Linked DNA regions of Homo sapiens: region 1 is linked to region 2. Evidence: chromatin contacts called from ENCODE Hi-C or POLR2A ChIA-PET data. All regions are on one chromosome and are shown on one strand. Each heading gives the region's core, a stretch centred on a gene start or an enhancer-like site at or near the end of the contact. The rest is flanking DNA. Distances are from core to core; before and after follow the strand shown. Region 1 holds the start of STK38L (serine/threonine kinase 38 like). Region 2 overlaps BMAL2 (basic helix-loop-helix ARNT like 2).

What was found. A loop is a pair of places that touch in the nucleus more often than their neighbours do. ChIA-PET counts read pairs that join two places held with the same protein, here RNA polymerase II (POLR2A). Pooled maps may share reads with other maps.
Region 1: a loop to region 2 is called in a pooled map, with 5 times the contacts of the local background. The contact joins the promoter of STK38L here to the enhancer-like site in region 2. A Hi-C loop is called at or near these places in 1 of 37 single-sample maps with no recorded cell type and 4 of 50 pooled maps. POLR2A ChIA-PET finds 5 or more read pairs at or near these places in 1 of 52 experiments (PC-9).

Annotation. Positions count from the first base shown.
Region 1 is chr12:27,241,946-27,248,913 of GRCh38, forward strand. It overlaps STK38L (serine/threonine kinase 38 like), which reads left to right and starts at 2,341. Exons shown (of 14, transcript NM_015000.4): 1 at 2,341-2,387. RefSeq lists enhancers at 1,052-1,111, 3,700-3,749 and a silencer at 2,170-2,409.
Region 2 is chr12:27,382,324-27,389,894 of GRCh38, forward strand. It overlaps BMAL2 (basic helix-loop-helix ARNT like 2), which reads left to right. Exons shown (of 17, transcript NM_020183.6): 6 at 3,158-3,237; 7 at 4,905-4,997; 8 at 6,856-6,973. BMAL2-AS1 (BMAL2 antisense RNA 1) reads right to left here. Exons shown (of 4, transcript NR_109975.1): 4 at 7,466-7,571. Among named protein-coding and RNA genes, the nearest start is that of BMAL2, 53 kb to the left of the region's middle. Within about 2 kb of position 1,793, at least 2 of the 41 ENCODE cell types and tissues checked have a DNase peak (open chromatin) inside an H3K27ac peak, as active enhancers do.

The sequences.
Region 1 (6,968 bases), core at 1,091-3,590, 140 kb before region 2:
TCCTCAATAGGAATCACACATATTTTCTACCCCATTAAAGTTGTTGTAGATATCTCAAAATATTGTTTCTGTGTATCATTACTACAAAATTACTGTAGGTCTTGATCTTATTATTTAATGCATTAATAAAGAGGCAAATATATAACTATTTTAGTTATCTATGGCAGTGTAACATAGTATCCCAAAAGTTAGTGGCTTAAAACCACAAATATTTATTGTCTCACAGTTTCTGTGGGCCAGAAATCTGGGCTTGGCTAGTTGGGCCTGCTGGCTCAGTATCTGGTTTTACAAGGCTGCAGTCTAGGTGTCAGGTGGGGCTGCAGTCATCTCAAGGCTCAACTGGGAAAGAATCTACTTCCAAGCTTACTTACATGATTATTGGCAGTATTCAGTTCATCACAGGTTGTTGGACTGGGGGCCTGAATTCCTTGGTGGCTGTTGACTGGATCTCTCTCAGTTCCTTGCCATGTGGGCTTCTCTGTAAGGCAGGTCACAAGACAGCAGCTGGCTTCCATGAAAGCGAGCAAGTGAGAGAGCAAGGACAAGCAAGATGGAGCCCAGAATATTTTTGTAACCTAATCACGGAAATGATATCCTAATCACTTTTGCTATATTTCCTTTTTAAGAACTAAGTTACTAGAGAAGGGAATTACAGAAGGCAGGAATACTAGAAGGCGTGGATCATTGGCAGCCATCTTAGATGCTACTACTACTTACCACATAATTATATTACAAACTCACTTTTTAGTATTTTGGTAACTGTATGTTAACATTATCAATTTCCTTTGTAACCCTAGGTAGTTTATGCATTTAAGAACACTGTTTTGAAAAGGGGTCCATAGACCACCAAAATTCTGGTTCATAGCTCTAATTTGTTTCAGTTGAGGTACTTTCAACAACTTCCCAGGGAAATTTGTTTACAATGGTCTCAATTTAGGAGAATTTAGGAACTAGAGGTCAAAGTCTTAGGCTATCCCATATTAACCTAGACTGCTACTCTATACTAGTTCATATTACTCTAGTATGGCACATTTGAAGACATAAATTTGCTGTGGAACAAACCATACACTGTTCTCAATCTTATCGTAGCATTTGAATGGTATGTGTATGCGTGCAGTACAGGGAGAAGGGTGTATAGGCCTGTCAAGCTTGTCTGATCACAATTAAACCTCCTATGCTTGTATATGACAACTGTCATTTGAGTTTCAAAATGACCATATAAGTGGAGCTGATCTCCCCAAAAATACACTAATTACCAAACTAGAGCTTTTCCCACTACTAAGCTATGTATGAAAAAGCACAGTGTAAGAAAGAGAAATGAGGTAATGCTTCTTTCCTAGGTGTTTTGCTCGTGTCACCTGCTCTTGGGAAACCTAAAGATGACAGGTGGCATTTCTAAGTGATAGTTTTTGCAAGCACAGTACCAGCTTCATACGTTGTCTCAGTAAGCTAAAAGCTAAGAATATTTTATAAGACCTCCAATACTCATATTGAGGATAAACTTGCCAACAATAATTGGGAGTCATTCTCTCATTTGGCTTTCCCAAAGGCCAGTTTTGTCCCCAGACGCAAATTGCATCAACCTTCCCAAAGTTGTCCCTTTTGGGTCATCCTATAGGGGAGTGCTCTTCTGCACAATTCTCAGATCCTACTGATAAAGCAGGCCAGTACTGTAGTTATTTTAGATTTTCCAAGAAAACTCAAACAGGTTTTTAATGTATTTTTTGTGGCATTTACAAATCCTGGTTCCTCTCCAGTCTCTGGAGTCCCCTCATGGTGAAATGGAAGCGTCAAGGAACCTGGGTGGCTTCGAGTCCCCACAGCTACCGACTGAGCAACTTAGCTGATCCATCTTTGTTGACAACTGTTTCCCAATCTGAAAAATGCGTGAATTCTCTCTTTCCATTTCTAACATTCTTTGCATTGCACTGTTTGAAAAATTCGGATGACATTTAGAATGTGACTAATGTCGCAACACATTAGGCCACTCTCAAGAGAGGCCTGAACAGGTTTGGCGTAAAAACGGCAGTGAGGTGAGGCTGGTGAGAGGGGAAGTGGCGACAGTTCAGTCAACTCCCTCAAAACCAGTCTGGCCTTCACCAGGCGGAGATGGGTGGGGCCGGGAAGACGGGCGTTGACGACAGAAGGCTACTTCCGGCTGTGGTGCGTATGACGTCAGGGCGAGTCGGACCGACCCAGCCACCGAGAAGCCGAGGAGGCAAGGCTCGCGAGAGTTCAGGGAGGCCGCCCTGAGATTCCGGCGAGGCCGCGGGTCCCACCTCCCGGGGGCGGGGCGAGGGCGGAGCGGGGAGAAGGGAGCTGACGGGCGCCCGGCCGGCTGCGGTCCGTGCGGAGGCTGAGCCGGCCGCGGGCGCGACCGGAGGCAGGTGAGTTCGCGGATGTAGCGCTCGGCTGAGGGCCCGAGCTCGCCGCGCCAGCCCCAACTCTGCGAGCAGGAGCAGGAGGAGATTTTAGGTGTCTTTGGGTGTCCAGGGAAAGCCGGGCTAATTCTGGGGCTGGAAATGTCTCCGGGGAACCTGCGGCGACGGCCTTGGCCCTCTTATTCCCCGGGGTGATACTGGCCCCATGTGTCCAGAGAGGGAGCCTCGCACCCGGGGAGGAATCTTTGTCCTCTGCTCCTTTCTCCTTCCACTCCCCGGCCCCCGAGCACTCCGCTCCGGGTCCCCGCCTGGGCTTCACAAACAATAACAAATGTCGCGGATCCTCTCCGGGTAGCCCCAGCGCTCCCGTCCCGTGCCCTCCAGCCGATGTCACCCAGAGCCAGGATCCGAAGCATGGCTCTTCAATTGTGGGGGCTGTTTGTGTACCGTTCCTAAAAACTGATGCGTCAGATTGCCAAACATTTCTCAAGACAGACTCAGGAAAGCCTCCCAGCTCCTAGAAGCCACGGAGTGCTCAAAACCAGTCTTAGAATCTGTCTTTACCATTGCACCCGTAGCCCCTTCCTTTCAAAATCATTTCTCCCACTCCTTTTTTCACCTTTAGTATCGAGGTCGAACGAGTGGTTATTTGGTGTGGGAGTAGAAAAGAGTATAACCGATTGAGTAGGGCACGTTTCACCTTTAAAAAGTTGCCAGGTTGACAGCAAAAGAACAAACTTTATTTTCAAAACCAGTGGCCTCCCCTTTTACTGGTGCTGCTTTTGTTTTGTGGAATAGCTTTTCGGGTTCTAAGTTTGGAGGAATGATATAAAAAGAAGTGGGAGGTGGGGGGAGGGCTAGTGGCTCTGGAAGTAGTGGCTTGTCCAAAAGTAGGATGCTATTGTTTCTCACTTGATAAAATGCAGAACCAACACTTTTACCCATTTCACATAACTTGTGATAAGTTTTGAGAGAAGCCACTTAATCGGAAATGGCCTATTAGCTTATTTTACTGCTCAAATCTGAAAAAACAGCTTTAAGTGATTTAAGTTCTGCCTCTTGATTGTAAGATGGGGATTGATGAGTGAGACCTTGTCTTTTTTGGCGCTGGGGCTTACGTTTGACCGGTCTCTCTACTTTAAGGCAGGGCCTATTGTACTTAAGCCCATTTTTGCTTCCTCAGTACAGATTCTTGAAAGTTCTTTGTCTCAATCATATATGTATATAAGGTACTGTAAACCTCTTTGAATTTGATTGGCCTTTCTCTCTGTGCCTCAGGATATGTAAAACAATTAAGTTTATTATACTCTCTCCCCAGTGGCTGAGAGGTATTGTATGTGAATTAGCCACCCTTGTGACTATTTGAGGAGAGAGAAGTTAGTCTAAAATATTATGTTAAATTATGATATTACATAATTTTATTGCATAAGTTCATCAAACTACTTCCATCTGAAAAATCCTGATCTCAAAATAGGTAGGTACAATGAATTAAAAAATGTTTTGGTTTGACCTCACTTAGCTTTGTTTTCTCCTTGTTAAGATGGCTGATAATGTTTCCCATTTGGTTGTGATGTGTTTAGAATGAGAAGCAAAGTTGGGTGTAGTTTTTGTACTCTTTTGAAAGGCCTTGCCACTAGGAATGAAAAAATTAGACTTAGAAAACACACATTAAATAGAAGCAGTTTTTCTCTAGCCATTTGCTCTTGAGTTTGTTTTAAAATAAGTCAAAGAATGGAGACTGAGATGATTTGTGCCAACAAATAGATGTCCTTGTTAGTTTTTATGCTGAAAACTTGATTTCTAAAGGTAGGACACTGTAAGAACAAAGGAGAAATTGGACTTCCTAAAAAATGATAACAAAGCAATGGACTCAGTTCAGCTGTTTGCTTTCAGAAAAGTTCTGTTCTCTTAAAGTAAGGAGAGCATCATTGTGTTAGTGAAATTGGATAACGCACCTTAGAAAGTGCCTCCCCAGTGATCCAGGATAAGTTGGAGGCTCTTTTGTGTGTGTGTGGCACTTTTTGTTAAGAGGGAGAAAGGGCACAAATCAGAGCCAGAAAGATTTGCATCTCGATGTATTGTTAAAATGCTTTTATTTTATGTAAATAGTGTCAGGTGAATCAAGCAAGCATATTGTTGTCTAGCATCCTTAGGATTACATTAAAATCAGCAGATTGGCAAGTTATGATTAGGTTAGACTTGACATATGCAGAAATTATGCTTCTGTATTTTTATATTAAAAGCACCATGGTCTTTTTGAATGAAATAATGAAAGCAAGCTTTTAAGACATAACTTTTTTAAAAAATTAAAAATCTGTCTTTGGTTAGTTTATAAACATGAAGCATATCCTCCTCTTCTTCCCCCCAAAATTTTTGTTTAAGTCTTAAGAAAGTCTTTAGCAAGGTATGACCAGTACTTAAGTGCACTGGTTGCATAAGCCTTCTGTCTCCAGGTAAAAGTTTGCTAATTGACAGGGTATTATTGTTCAGAATCTTTAGAGGGAGAGAAATGAAAGGCAACAGTGAACAGTGTTTGCTGCTCTGTACACTCGGACGAACTGTGGTTGCTACTCTGTACACTCGGACGAACTGTGGTTGCTGTCTTCAAGGAGATGTGATCCAGTGGGAGAGAAATATACCTACCCAAATAAATACCATAGAAAATGTGTTTTATGAGGAAGCCAAGGAGGGAGGGATTAAGTGCTGCTAGACCAATTAAGGAAGACTGAAATAGGAAAAGGCGTTTCTGTGGATGATTTAAGTGATCTAGTCATATGATAATGATGATAAGTAAATACTTTATATAATGCTGCTTCCTGCTAAATCCTTTACATATATTACTTACTTGCCTGGCTTTAATCCTCACAACAACTGTATGGAGTAGGTATTTTTATTATTCCCGTTTTGCAGATGAAGTAACTGTGGTACTAAGGTTAGATAGCTATTGAGTGGTAGGACCAGGATTCTGACCCAGGCATTCTGGCTTGTACCCATATGGCATGCTTAACTGCAATCCATATTTTCTCTCCTGTTCATGATGGTCTTCCTCAGATCTGTAGTTTCAAAAACTTGACTTGGGAAATACATTCTTCTGACATCTAAATTTTGGGGTCAGTTTTCTAGAAAGAGTTCCAAAATAACACCCAAGTAAATGAGTTATTTTTGACATGTTATTTTAATCCATTTTTGGAAGTTATTCTTGGTGCAGATTAAATATAACTATTGAGTGGGACTTTTTAATAATTTTGACTTATTACCTATAAGTACTCATAAGAACTTAGAAGTGAGAAGTTATTCCATATTAACTCTTTTGCTTAATGGAATGTTTGCGTCTTTGTATATTTTGTCCTGTAATTTATTTTTTTTAAAGAAAGAACCTCACTGTCTTGCCCAGCCTGGACTCGAACTTCTGGGCTCAGATGATCTTCTTGCCTCCTAAGTTGCAGGAACTATAGGCCTGAGCCACTGTGTTTGGCTTTGTTCTGTAATTTTTTTTTTTTTTTTTTTTGACAGAGTTTAAGTCTGTCTTTTAGGCTGGAGTGCAGTAGTGCAATCATGGCTCATTGCAACCTCTGCCTCTCAGGCTCAAGCGATCCTCCCACCTCAGCCTCCTGAGTAGCTCGGACTACAGGTGTGCACAAGCACGCCCGACTGATTTTTAAATTTTTTGTAGAGACAGGGTTTCACTATGTTGCCCAGCCTGGTCTCGAACTCCTTGGCTCAAGTGATCCTCCTGCCTTGGCCTCCCAAATGTTGGGATTACAGGTGTGAGCCAATGTGCCCAGCCCTGTTCTATAATTTTTTAAACCACTTGGCACTGGATAGTTTTTGGGTTGAATTATGAAGTTGAAATTTAGTTAATGATTGAATGTTGGTCTCAGCCCTTTTAGTTTATTTTCATGAATAGCTATGCTTATAATGGCAGAAACAGGGTGAATAGAGTGTTGTACATGTAAAAATGAGAGAAGTTCCATCACTGATACTTTATGTTGGGGCAACTTTGACAGTTCTTTGGGTTTGTGAAATAAAGGGTGCTATAGAAGTGCACAGTGTCTTGTATAGGCCTACTCAGTACTGTAAATGTCCACCTGATTTTATTTATGAAGTTTCAGGAATAGTCCACATTTGTTATTGTTTAAGAATTGGAATCACAAATTCAATTGGATTTAAAGGTTAGAAAAAAAGTATACCTAGGCAGGGAATACAGCAGGTGAGCGGTGGGAGAGGTATTGCCTGCCTTTTCCTAACTGTCCAGCAGGATCCAGACTCTTCAGCTTCTTTGTCAGTGCCTGCAGTTGACCGTACTCATAGTTTAAGTACAGCTCCAGAGTCATAGTCTCTGTGAACGAATATAAGTATTCTCCACTTGACTCAATGGGGTAGGTTCTAGAAGACACCTATACTAGGACAGTTGATGGTTGATGAGCTTAAAACCTAATGGGAAGAGTAGCAGAACTAAAGCCAGGATTTAAAGCACGTGTGTTTATATTATTGAAATAAGACAGAGATGGCAAAACAAATTTTAAAAAGTTTTTTTTTGAAACATACCTTAAATTAATAGTGATGGTATATCATTTCCATTTACCA
Region 2 (7,571 bases), core at 543-3,042:
ACCGCATTCCTGTTCTGTGCTGAGAATATAAAAATTAATGAGGCAAGATCTCTGCCCTTTAAGGGTTTGTGGTCTGACTAGGAAGACTGACTTAGGAAGAGATCGTCAGAGTCTGGTGCGATGAATGTTACAGCAGTGGTTCGAGTGAGAGGGGAGGCTGTGAAAGCTCAGCAGGGAGGAGGTGAGTCCAGAGGAGATTCCTTGGAACAGGGCGTAGATTTTGCCTCAGCTCTGCTGAACAGAAGTGACATGGTTAAGTACTCATCCCCGCAGTCTGACCAGATCCTTCGGTCAGTGCTGCTCACAAGCAAGATGATTTAAGGCAACTGGATCTGCATTCCAGGGTATTGTCACAGCATCCCCACACTTGCTCGGCAAAAACTTAGAAGCCAGATCAACAGAGGGCTGCCTGTGGATCATGTTATTTTGGTCCATAGCATAATTAGGTTAAAGGCAGAAGGATGGTGATGTGATTTTTTTCACTATACTCTACAGCAGTGCTTTTTAAACGATCTGGATGAAGAACAGGTGTTCCCCCCATCCACCACTAGTTCATTGTAAAATACAGTTAATTATGGAAAAATGATCATGGGTTTGGCTGTCACAGCAATGTTATGTTTTTATAAAAGCCTCTAAATACTTCTTAAATTCTGCACTTGATCTCACCACAGTTTGCTGATGACATTGGTCTGCAGACCACATTTAGAGTAGCCCTGCTCTGCAGCATGAGGTCCTGTGTCTGCAATCTGATTACCAGGCGGGGCAGTGAAGCACAGTGGTTCACACGCATGCGTCCTGAAGGCAGACCTTGTGGTTCAAATCCTGGCTTCCTCCCTTTATAGCTATGTGACTTACTCAAGTTATTTGACATTCTAATCCTCAGTTTTCACATCTGTGAGATAGGGATGCATTTGCCTCCTGGGACTATTGTTAAGAGTAAAGAGTAATGCATGTAGAGTACAGCACAGTGTTCAAATGGTGGGGATGGGGTCAGAAGAGGAAGAGGAATTGTTACTGTCATTTTGATTTTTTTTTAACCCAATGAACATTGTGAAAAAAGTAAGTGATCATGTTGCCTCGTTGGTTTTTGCCATGGGAACTCTGAGAGCCAATGTGTGGACAAGTGTGCAGAACACCATGGCATGCATTTACTGGCCAGCCTCTACCATGCCTCAGTGCTGCTCTCACTGCCCTCATTTTCTCTCGAGCACATCCCCACTCACTCACCGAGTCAGGGCTCGCCTGTGATGGCTGATGTACACCGACGGGGTTTCCCAGCCCACTTCTGCCTGGTATGCTCTGCCAACCTTGCTGCAGGCCAGACCTGAAATGTCATTATCTTGCTCAAAATCAGTTTACTGCTGTTCCCTGACCTAGCACTCAGAGTCTGCGTTCTTCATTCCTTCCTCAGCTCCCTCCCAAGCTGCTGTGTAGTAATATTAGCAAGAAGTCATTGGGAGAATTCCCTGAGCCCTAGGATGAAGATAGATTCCAACAGAAGAGATTTTCTTTTCCCTATGCCAGGCTCTTAAGAGTGCTACGAGTCTGAGAAAACTGTACTGAATCATAGCATGAGGCATTTTGTCTTTCTGCCCTGCCCACTTACTTTGCCACCACCACCACCACTTAGTTCATTGGTGAGTTTGGGCCACAGATCCGTCCGAGGGCCAATGTGTGGTTAAAATGTCTAAGGATGTTACCCCACCTTTCCCCTGCAAAAGCAACTTCTCTTACAGTACCCAGGAAGAAGGGATAGGAGTCAAGAAGGTTGGGGAATATAAGGAAGGGAAAATTGACTTACTTCTGAATCATCCTTGCCCTGGGGATGGCTTGCTTGGCTTTGTCGTCTGTGTCATACGCCCCCTTGTGGCCATGAAGGGCTTTGCGAATCTGGGTTGGTGGATTCCCTTACTCCTCCCAGGTCAAACATTTCCCTTGGTTTTGGCCTGATAATTCCTCATCATTTTGCAAGCTCTTCAGCTGCTTTAGAGACTTTCATTTTAATATAACTCAGTGCTAAGGGCTGAAAATTAATTATTTCATTTATATTTTATACATTTTTAAAATAATCTGTGTATTATCAGAATAGAGGTCTCTATATTGCCATTAAAGGATTTTCTTACTGGAAAATCTCATGAATCCGTAACATTTGTTTAGAATTCCAGAATACCCCCATTCAAGGTAACTCATATGATAAATTTTAATTAGCTAAGACATTATCTAAATAACTGTAGTGGTCCCCCCTTATCCATAGGGGCATACATTCCAAGACCCTGGTGGATGCCTGAAACCGTGGGTAGTGCTGAACCCTAGGCATAGTACTTTTTTCCTATGCACATATACCTATGATAAAGTTTAACTTATAAATCAGGCATATTAAGAGATTAACATCAATAATAAACTAGGATAATTATAGCAATATACTGTAAAAATGTTATATGTTCTGTCTTTGGCTCTCTCAAAATATCTTATTGTATTGTGCTCACCTGTTTGCAGGCCATGGTGGACCACAGGTAACTGAAACCACAGCTAACGGGGGACTACTGCATATCAATCCTTGAATTTTATTTCATGTACATTTTATTATAATGTTTTTATATATAGCTCTTAATGTGCATATTTGAATATAAAGGAATAAGTAGTTCCAAGAATTCACAATCTAAAAGAAAGAAATTTTAATCAAGTGATAATGAAGAAAGAAAATGATTAGCTGGGCGTAGTGGCTCACTCCTGTAATCCCAGCACTTTGGGAGGCTGAGGTGAGTGGATTGCTTGAGGCCAGGAGTTCAAGACCAGCCTGGCCAACATAGTGAAAACTTGTCTCTAATAAAAATATAAAAATTAGCTGGGCGTGGTGGCATGCGCCTATAATCCCAGCTATTCAGGAGGCTGAGGCACGAGAATCACTTGAACTCAGGAGGTGGAGGTTGCAGTGAGCTGAGATTGCGCGACCGCACTCCAGCCTGGGCAACAGAGTAAGACTCTGTCTCAAAAATAAATAATTAAATTAAATGAAAATGAAAAAAAAAATGATTACAGAAAATGTCTTAGAATGTGCCAAAGAGCAAATACCAGCAGCAGCAGCATTGCTAATGTTCATTAAGCATTTTGCCCTCTCTACTATATTTCCAATAACTCTTGATGCCTTTCTTTTTAGGCTTGACAAATTCTTATGTGGGAAGTAATTATAGACCATCATTTCTTCAGGATAATGAGCTCAGACATTTAATCCTTAAGGTAACTAAAGATATATTTGTCTAAGTTGTGTATGTGCTTTCATTGCTGTTTGAATAGGAGGCAGATTTTCTTCCATTTGCTTCCTGTTCTAAACATATGGGACTCCATATTACACCGTATTTCCTTTAATATAGAAGTTTAAAATAGAGAAGTAGCCATGCATTACTAGTTTGTGTTAATGAAAGTAGAGACAGAGGATAGGCACTTTCCACACTATGGAGCAAAGCTTGTATTCAGTGCTAAGCATTTTATACTACCCATCTCTCACACATAGGATCTACTCCCCCATGATCACCACCTCCTTCAAAGCCGTCTGCCTGGCATCCTGTTCCCTCAGGATCCTGTTCTTCTCGGAGGCCAGTCACTGCTTACTTAGAGTTGTTAGTGCTTTGACATTTCCGTCCTCATCATTCCTGTGCATGGCTTTTCAGATTCACCGGTCTAGAGGGGAAACTGTGATCATGTGATTTGCTTCTCATGCCCTCGGAGGTGATAAATGTCTTGGTCATGTGCTGTGTGACTACTAGGTTTTAAGCCATAGTCAAATTAAATAGAAGGATTCTTCATACACATTTTTGTCCATTTTTCCTTTAATTAAAAAAAGCCACTCTTTTATTTGAACAGCTGAATTTAAATATAGCATTTCTGGCAGGGATAGAAAGGATATTGTGTGGATAAAAAGGATTTTTGAAGGTGGCAAAATGTACGATTTGCTTTCGAAGCTTTCTCACCAATCTGTACATGCTCGTCAGTCGTACCTTCATGGAACCCTGCTTCTGCCCTGCAGAGCATGCCCAGCAAGAGTGCCAGACTCTTCCTATGTGCCATATGTACCCGCTTCCATGCAGGCTGCTTCATGGGATTTGCTGGGTAGACCTTATGAGAGTAGCTGACACATTAGTTTAGAATGAGTGATGCCTTTTTATTATTCAAAAACTATAACAAGGTGTACAGTATAATGTCTTCATTGCTTCCCTGTCCTCATTCTGCCCTGTCCTTCTACCTCAACACATCCACAGGCAATTGTTGTTCTGCATGCAGTGTAGTAGAATTTGGTAAAGGTAATTTTATTTTATTGTTATTTTTTGAGACAAGGTCTGGCTCTGTTGCCTAGGCTGGAATGCAGTGGTGCGATCTCGGCTCACTGCACCCTCCACCTCCCGGGCTCAAGCCATCCTCCCGTCTCAGCCTCCTCAGTAGCTGGGACTAGAGGCGTGCACCACCATGCCCGGCCAATTTTTGTATTTTTTGTCAAGACAGGGTTTCGCCAGTGTTGCCCAGGCTGGTCTCAAACTCATGAGCTCAAGAGATCCACCTGCCTCGGCCTCCCAAAGTGCTGGGATATAGGCTCATTTAGTGCTGTATTTAGGCTCATATACAGCACCTGGCCTAATTTTAGTTTTTAAGAAATGTCTCAACTAAATATTCTGCAGCCAAACTTTTCATGTCCAAAACATTAATTTAGAATAGGATTTCAACTTGACACTCTTTATAAATCTGTTTGCATCTTAAGAACATTTCTTAAAATTAATTTTACTAGCTCCATGACTACTCTGTTAGTTTTATTGCCACAGTAATTTCCTCAGAATCTGAATGTGTGTGTGTGTGTGCGTGTGTATAAGAGACAGACAATATTTTAAAATATTCACTTTTTTTTTAAATCCTAGACTGCAGAAGGCTTCTTATTTGTGGTTGGATGTGAAAGAGGAAAAATTCTCTTCGTTTCTAAGTCAGTCTCCAAAATACTTAATTATGATCAGGTATCCAAAAATGAGGATATTTTCCATACAATGTTTAATTTTTTGAACAAACACATATTTTTAAGCTCTTTTTCTGAACACCTTCTCCCCACTGGGATATGGGATTAGATTCTGCTAAGTTAGAACTCCAAGAGAGATGGAAAGCTGTGTGGAAAGAGTAAGGATCTTTATGACTGATTGCGTTCCCTTCCTGACCTTCAGCAAGTTACTTAATTTTACTGAGCCTCAGCTTCTTCCTATGTAAAAAGTCAAAATGATTATACCTGTCTCTCAAGATGTAAAGACTAAATGAGGTGTCATATTTAAGAGTGTCTGAAAAGTGTTAGTCACCCTTCTCTGTTCCCTCCAAGAGACACTTTATGGTTAATTATTAAGTTATAATCATTGCATGACAGCCTTTGATCTAATCTCTGGCAACACTCTCTGAAATACATCTTTCATTTAACTAGTTTAGTACTTCACCTCCTTATTACTGAACACCATTTCATGGAAACTAGCTACTCAAAAATTATAGCATTGAAACTAACCCAAGTAAGTGAATAAACTAGCACTAGAAATCCGATAGACTGCAGCACTGTTTTTTAATAACTCACATTAGATTATAAGGGTGTTCAGAGATAATGAGTTAAATAACAGAAATAAGGGAATATTATGAGCCTGTGTACAGGAGGATTGAAAACCGATGAAACCTTCAGCTGGTTATAGCTGGGGGCACAAACCTCATGATTCCACGTTCTAACTGGAGATGGAAAACACACCCACACATGCACACACACATGCACGCACACACACACACACACACAGGTAACTGACAGTTTAGGGTACCACTTAAGTTTCAAGTTAGTGACATGGAATCCAGTCCTACTGGGCACTGACTTTGCATAGAAGAGGCTATTAAGAGACTTACTGGCTGCTCAGGGGCATGTAGGGATTCCCATGATTCAGGATTTAGTCCTCAGCTTTTCAGATTCAGAAACTTGGTCTGCCCTAGAGAGTTCTGGATATAGACTTATATTAACCACACAGTTTTTTTTAGAATGAAACATATAACCGCCAAACAATTCAGCCTGCTTATATCGGCTGGTCCGTTAGTCCTGTTGTCTATAGGAATGTTTGCTTGGGTAATACAGGAATTCAGAAGAGGGGTGGCCACTGTGGGTCAGGAAGGCGTCACACATGAAGTAGGATGTCTGCCAGGCTTGTCAGAAGGAAGGTGTAGAGAAGGGGAGGAAACATTTCAACCTGGGAGAAGGGAGTCCCGGAAGTCTAGGGAGTCAAAGGCAATTTGGCTGGAGTGGCCAAGGGATAGGGAAGGGGTGATGAATTCTGAGGGGTGGGACTGTATCAGCAAAGGCATAGACCTGGGGATGCTGTGCCTTTTGGGAGTGGTGGAATGGGAAGTGAGAGGTATTCTGGGTTGGATTTTACCTATCAATAGTATGGTAATTTTTTAAACTGTATGGTAAATATCTGATAAAGTCACAGATATTCTGTGATTTCTATATTATACTATGATGTAATCTCTTTTTTTTAACAAGGACAAAAAAAGTTCAAAGTAAATCACAATCATTTACAAGTAACATGTTAACAAGAGTTACAAGATTTAGCAGAATACTAGCAATTGGTGTTTGTATATGGTTTGTGTATATCCAGGGATGGTTCTATACGCATGTATTTTTTTCTGTCTACAAGTATCACCCTGCTTTGAACATTAAGTTCATGTCACACAGTGTCGTGGACATATCTTTGAGCTTGAGAAAAATCAATCAAAAATCAAAAAAGAACATTTATTGTATGCATCAAGAAATGTAGAAAAAGCATGGTACTGATTTTAAATGAATGTCTACCTTATGAATAGGCTAGTTTGACTGGACAAAGCTTATTTGACTTCTTACATCCAAAAGATGTTGCCAAAGTAAAGGAACAACTTTCTTCTTTTGATATTTCACCAAGAGAAAAGCTAATAGATGCCAAAAGTAAGTGTCCATTTCCGCATGCTTATTATTTTATGTAAATGTAATGATCACCTAAAAGTTTAGCTACACAGTGTTTTTAAAACAGCTAACTAAGCTTTTATCAAGAGAGAATTGTTTTGTAAACTTTACATCATACTTAATAAATATATATAGCTATATAGAAAATTCCTATATTCATACAGACATATACAAACACAAATTCATTGATATGAAGATGCTTTGGGGAAAATATGAGTGCTTCATATTTGCTATTTTTCATATGCAAATAAAATCTTTACAAGAAAGTATCATTTGGATAAAAAATTGCTGAAGTTCCCATTATTTAGCTATATGCTAAAAGACAATTACTCTCTTTTTTATATGGATTAGGTCTTTTCTGTATGAAAGACCTTGTATAATTGTGTTTGGGAAGTATAAGTATTTTTTTCTTCTCTGAAAATGCCTAGTACCAAATAATTATGTAAAATATAAAACAATTGATTCCTGTAATAGTTAAGGTTTTTTTCATTTTTTAATTTAATTTTTATTTCATTTCACTTAAATTAACTTTGTTCTTCCCCATTTGAGGAAAAAAGAAAGATAAATTGCAAATGTCTGT